Linked DNA regions of Homo sapiens: region 2 is linked to region 1. Evidence: read pairs that join two places in POLR2A ChIA-PET (ENCODE). Cell type or tissue: Panc1. All regions are shown on one strand. Each heading gives the region's core, and the rest is flanking DNA. Links, peaks and the distances in the headings are about the cores only. Region 1 holds the start of LOC105369672 (a long non-coding RNA gene). Region 2 overlaps DERA (deoxyribose-phosphate aldolase).

The links. ChIA-PET counts read pairs that join two places held together with the same protein. Peaks named below come from ENCODE experiments on the same cell type or tissue, not always from the same donor. Only the 100,000 strongest peaks of a DNase experiment are listed, where the experiment ranks them.
Region 2: POLR2A ChIA-PET joins it to region 1 with 6 read pairs; 3 of 35 experiments call an interaction of 5 or more read pairs at or near these places.

What each region holds. Positions count from the first base shown.
Region 1 is chr12:15,555,430-15,558,358 of GRCh38, forward strand. It overlaps PTPRO (protein tyrosine phosphatase receptor type O), which reads left to right. Exons shown (of 27, transcript NM_030667.3): 16 at 2,026-2,094. LOC105369672 (a long non-coding RNA gene) reads right to left here and starts at 482. Exons shown (of 3, transcript XR_002957403.2): 1 at 235-482. In Panc1, for the core only: no CTCF peak of the experiment used is centred there; no DNase peak of the experiment used is centred there.
Region 2 is chr12:15,926,753-15,929,681 of GRCh38, forward strand. The region is part of intron 1 of DERA (deoxyribose-phosphate aldolase); the gene reads left to right. Among named protein-coding and RNA genes, the nearest start is that of DERA, 17 kb to the left of the region's middle. In Panc1, for the core only: no CTCF peak of the experiment used is centred there; a DNase peak (open chromatin) is centred at 1,759.

The sequences.
Region 1 (2,929 bases), core at 153-2,652:
AACTAAGGGAGTGTGGTGGCCTGGAAGCTAGGGGAACAATGTGTATGCAGAAGAGATGATAATTGCCCCTATATTAGTGGATACTTAGGAGCATTAACGCAGTAATAACATAGCGTAATACTCAACTCATAGGAAGTGTGCAGTAAATGTTAGCTCATAATAGTAATGGTGGAGGAGGTGGTAATAGATGTAATGCAAGTAGTGGTATTTCTGAGCATTTTTTGTGGTACATACCAAAGATATTTAGGAGAGGTGGTTCTGATTCTTTCAGCTAGTTATTAAAGCATAGATTCTCATCATTTTTCATGCTATGATCCTTTTTGGCAGTCTGGTGAACTCTTCTAAGAATAATGCTTCCATTTTCTGTGCCTAAAATAAAATACATAGGATTATACAACTATATTGAAATATGATAATCATAATATTTAAAAAGCAAATGTGTTGTACACTTTTTAATTAGTATATTCAATGTCAATATGTAATAGTCTAACAATTTCATCATGGTGATGCATATGACCAATATTTCAAGATATCTGCAGCAAGTCTATTATTAAAAAATATGTAATCTCTATTGTTAGCAAATCATCCATGTGGATATTCTGATGGTTTGGTACCTACTTTAATGATAGAAAGGACTGCTAAGTTTAGTCACAGGTTGTGAAAATAAATATGTACCCTTTTCCCACATATGTTCATAGAGTCCTAAATTCTATCTTTGGAACTCCAGATTAAAACCCTTGAGTTACAGGTAAAATAAATCCCATATATAGGAAATTGACATAGGAAAATTCATTAATGATGTGTAAATTATAATACACTATGATATTATATTAGTGTATTTTTCAAAAGAAGAAAATTGTTCTTGGAACACCTTAATAAGAACAGGTAGATAATTCAAGTAATTAGCACATTGTGCCAGTAATGTTAAAATCTCTGCTTCAGTTCTGAGTATTAAATCCATTAATTCCGTATAAAGAAAAAATGAGATACATGAGCCCCAATGAGCTGTTATTCATGCATGAAATTAGCCAAAAGATAGAGAAGGCATGAGAATATGTTTACTTTTTCTCTACTTCTGGAAAAAAAAAAAAAACTTCAACAGTGTTTTTACTAGCAGATTAATAGGCCACATTCCGGACAGTAGGCACACCAGAAGCTTGCCTATTTCAATACATTCCACTCTTTTATTCTAATCTCCAGTGATGAATAATACGGGCATCACAATATAAGAGAAAGATTTTGGAGGAAGTAAACAATCCACTTGATCCACTATCATTGTAGGGAGGAAATCAAAATGCCATAAACAAAACCCTACAAAGAATTTTTGCTAAAGATGGAAAATGCTCAGTTCATCTAGGAGAGTTTCTATGTTACTATTAAAGGCTTTGTAAAAAAATAAATAAATATTATACCCCAAATAGTTCAAATATTTCTTTTAGAATCATGAATGCCCTTTGGAAAGGATTGTGAAGTGAATTCTTTTGGCCTCAAATAATTTGATTTGCAAACTTGCAAAAGATTATTTCTTTTCGTTTTAGCTTTCTGTTTTGCATTGTATGCCAAAAGGGAACATATGGAACTTCTATTAGCTTCTTTTATTTTGTTTTTTTTTTTTTTCTTTTTCTTTTTGAGACAGAGTCTTGCTCTGTCACCCAGGCTGGAGTGCGGTGGCGCGATCTCTGCTCACCACAACCTCTGTCTCCCAGGTTCAAGCAATTATCTTGCCTCAGCCTCCCGAGTAGCTGGGATTACAGGCAAGTGCCACCACGCCTAGCTAATTTTTGTAGTTTTAGTAGAGACAGGGTTTCGCCATGTTGGCGAAACTCCTGACCTCAGGTGATCCGCCCACCTCGGCCTCCCAAAGTACTGGGATTACAGGCGTGAGCCACCGCACCTGGCCTAGCTTCTTCTTTTTTTTAATTTAATGCTGTGATGATAAGCTGGTAAAGACTCTCTTTACTTTTAGGTCAACGTAAGAATGCTTTGTCAAGCAGTAACCTTGATTTTGTGGTTCCTTTAAAACAGGGAGTGTGGAGCTGGTACATTTGTCAATTTTGCATCCTTAGAGAGGGATGGAAAGCTTCCATACAACTGGTGAGTATTGTTTTGGAACAAGCTTCTACATAGTTTAACTATGCTGTGTGTGCTCCAAAGTCGATTTTACTATCCTTTGGGGATAGTTTTGTCTGATTATCCTTTTGTAATTTCGGTGATGGTAGACTTTCAATGGCTAGATCTTCACAGAATATAATGGTTTATATAAGCTCAGTGCAGTTCTGAAGTAGGGAAAGCATCATGGTCTGCTCTGTATTTACAATACTAAACAAGGGACTGAAACAGTGGTGCACACGCAGGAGCCCATACCTGTGCTGAAAAAGGGCTTAAATGCAGGAGCGCCGCTGAACAAGTGGTGGCTAAAGGCACGAGAAGAGATTCCAATGAAGCAGCTTGCGACAGATCGGCTTCTCCATTTTATTTTATATTTTATTTTATTTTATTTTTTATTGTTTTGTATTTTTTGAGGAGACAGAATCTCCCTCTTTCGTCACCCGGGCTGGAGTGCAGGATGATCTCAACTCACTGCAATCTCTGCCTCCTGGGCTCAAGTAATCTTTCCACCTCAGCCTCCCGAGTAGCTGGGACTACAGGCGCGCACCACCAAATCTGGCTAATTTTTAGATATTTGTAGAGATGAGGTCTCACTATATTGCCCAGGCTGGTCTCGAACTCCTGGGCTGAAGTGATCCTCCCACCTCGGCCTCCCAAAGTGCTGGGATTACAGGCCTGAGCCCCCATGCCAACCCAGCATCTCCATTTTAAACTCACATTTCAGTGCCTGAGGCAATAAGAGCCACCACTTCTGTTAAAAAGTTGTACAGCCCAGTATTCAGTTCTCATGCTTACAGATAAATAAATATCAAAGCCAGTG
Region 2 (2,929 bases), core at 235-2,734, 370 kb after region 1:
AAAAAAAAAGAAACAAGAGAATCCAGGTTACCAGAATTGTGGGTAAACTAACAGGACGATGGTTCTGAGTGGAGTTCTAGCAGCTTTCAACAACTGGAATTCAGCCCTCATGCCTTAGGGCACCCGTTATATGTAACGAATTAACTCTCCAGTGTGTCTAGAAGGATACCAGTTCTTCACTTGGAGAACTGAGGAAATAGTTGTTCTTGAGTGTTTTTGTTTTGTGGTTCAAATGAGAAACCTTTGTTGGAAAAGGCTGCTGGGGTCCTTCTGAATAGTCAAGTACATAAACTATCTGCTATGTCTATCATGCTAACACATGATACTGATCAAGTAGTTACATAATAATATAATTGATTTTGTTAAAGTTGGTTTACTTAAAACATTTTGAAAGGGAGATGCTCTTCATGAAGATGGTAATACATATAATAAAGATTAATATTTACTGATTACTTAGAACATGCTAGGCTTTTCTAGGTCCCTGCATTGTCTTCTACTCCTCCCAACAATTTTATTCCGATTTTTATCCTGATTTTACAAATGTGGGAGCTGATATTTTGAGAGGTGTTTATTTGGTAAGTCTCATTGGTACCATTCTGTGACTATTTTAGATAAATAATCAGAGACAAGTGTTCATACACTATTACTTAAGAACAGTAACGCTTTTTTGTGGTTGCCAAAATAGACATTGGTTTCAGAATTTAAATATGTAAGTTTTAATAGCAAAATTACTGTTATAATTCTCAGTAGGTCATTTAAAAAATATTTGCTTAAAAAGTTAGGCATCAGGAGTAATATGAACTCACAAACTTCAGGAAATGAAGTTGTTAACACCCCACATAAGTTCATACAAACTTTTCATAGTTTGTATGAAAAGTAATCAACTTGCCCATAGTCATACGGCTAGCAAGAGAATGGTGAGCCAGGAATTAGCTGTAGTGTATGTGGTTCCGGAGATTGCATTCTCAATCTGAAAATTACTTTATATACTTTTGTATGTTTTATTATTCATATAACCTTCACATTCCATATACAACTAGCTGCTAATTATCTGTCTTTTTTAAAATGCTTTTTTTAAAAATTAGGAATTCAAAATATAATGAGATTACACGGATGAGATTTAGATTGATATGGCATGGAATAGTGGCTAAAAACCATATAAGGGAAGAAAAAGTAGCAGACGAATTAGAAGTTAATTTATATTTCTCTTGCTAACTTTTAATGAAACTGTTCTTGGCTCAAAAATAGTTAAAACTTTTTAAATTGGAAAATAATAATTATCTATTTAGGGGATACAATGTAATATTTTGATACATGTATACAATGTGAAATGATTAAATCAAGCTGAGTGACTTCATCACCTCACATACTTAGTTTTTGTGTTGAGAATGTCTGAAATTTACTCTCTTAGCCGTTTTGAAACATACATGAGTATTAACTGTAGCTACCATGCTGTGCAGTAGATCTCAAAGACTTACTTTTCTTGTATGACTGAAACTTTGTACCCTTTGACCATCATCTCTAATTACCTGCCTTAATTGGAAGACCAAAATGAAGGTAGATATGAAATCTACAGGTAATCTCTAAGTGTTATTTTAATTAACAAATTTTAAATTTCTTGCCCATTATTCCACTTACAGAGATTTTTGAACAAGAAACAGAAAGGATTACTTTAAATTTCAACTCTTTCTGTATTTGCATTTTGGACTATATGGTGGACATGCCATGTGCAAATTGTGAGCACAGGAAAAGGCTAAGGGCTGAGATCACCCTGTTTGGACTACTTAACCCTTGAGTCATTGAGCCAGCTGATGGCAAGGACAGCCCTTATGAAGTAGGGGAGATTTTGCCTGTGGGTGTGTTGGACTCTTATTGCATGCTTTTCCCACCCCCGAGGTGTCTACTTGGAGAGTTTCCCCTATTAAAAGCTGTCTGGGAGAAGAATAGAAAATTCGGCTCTCACTAAAGTGTGAAAGCCTATTGGTGTAAATAGCTTTTTCCTGGGAAAGGTAAGTTTGGTTGGTACCAAGGAATGACCCTTTATATGTGCAGTTTAAAATGTTTAACCAAAGGGAATATTTGGTTGTGGGGAGCCTTTTGGGTGTCCCTGAAATCTTGCCATTTTGACTTCTGTCCATCATGGTTTTTGTACACTTGACCTTACTTTTCTCAGCCTTCTAGATCTGTAGCTGTTAAATCCTGTCCTGCAGACGGGAGCAGCGTTCTCTGTGAAAACTGGACAGGAGTCAGCTCCTTTAGAGCACTGGCTCAGCCACGTGACTTCTTCCACCAGGGCTTCGGGTTCAGCTGGGTCAGGGGAGCAGAGGCGGGAAGCTTGTGTCCCTGTGGAGCCCCACTAGGGAGAATGTCTCCCAGCAACCAGCATCCAGGCCACAGTGATCGCAGAGCTAACCCACACTAACTTCTGAGTGGGTACATCTAAGGACTCCCTTTTTAAAGGTGGAATGGGGTACTTTAAAGTTTTTGATGACTTGTCAGAGCATTTGAAAGCACTGGGAAAACCAGCCGCCTTGTCAAAACCTGTGTCACTTCTTCCAGAGGAGAAATTGCAGAAAGAGAGCAGGTGCCGTGGGAAGCAGTGTTTTGAATCAGCACCCAGCAGGTGGTGATTTCCCCTCTAATTCGGTTTTGAACAGATACTCCCAGACAGTGTTGGCAATCACTGTGCTCCATAATGTAGCGGAGGCTTGTTTGTTTGTTTGTTTTGGGAGACAATATCAGCTCAAGCCCTGTCTGCTTATAGTCACAGTATTTTAGCACATGTTAGATGCCTGCTGTTTAAGGGGTACACCTACATTCCAAGCTTCTTCTGTGTGTGTGTCTGTGTGTGCATGTTTAAATATATATTTAAGCACAGAAAAAGGCATTACCAGAGATCTTGAGACTGTTAAGTAGGGATCTGGAGAGT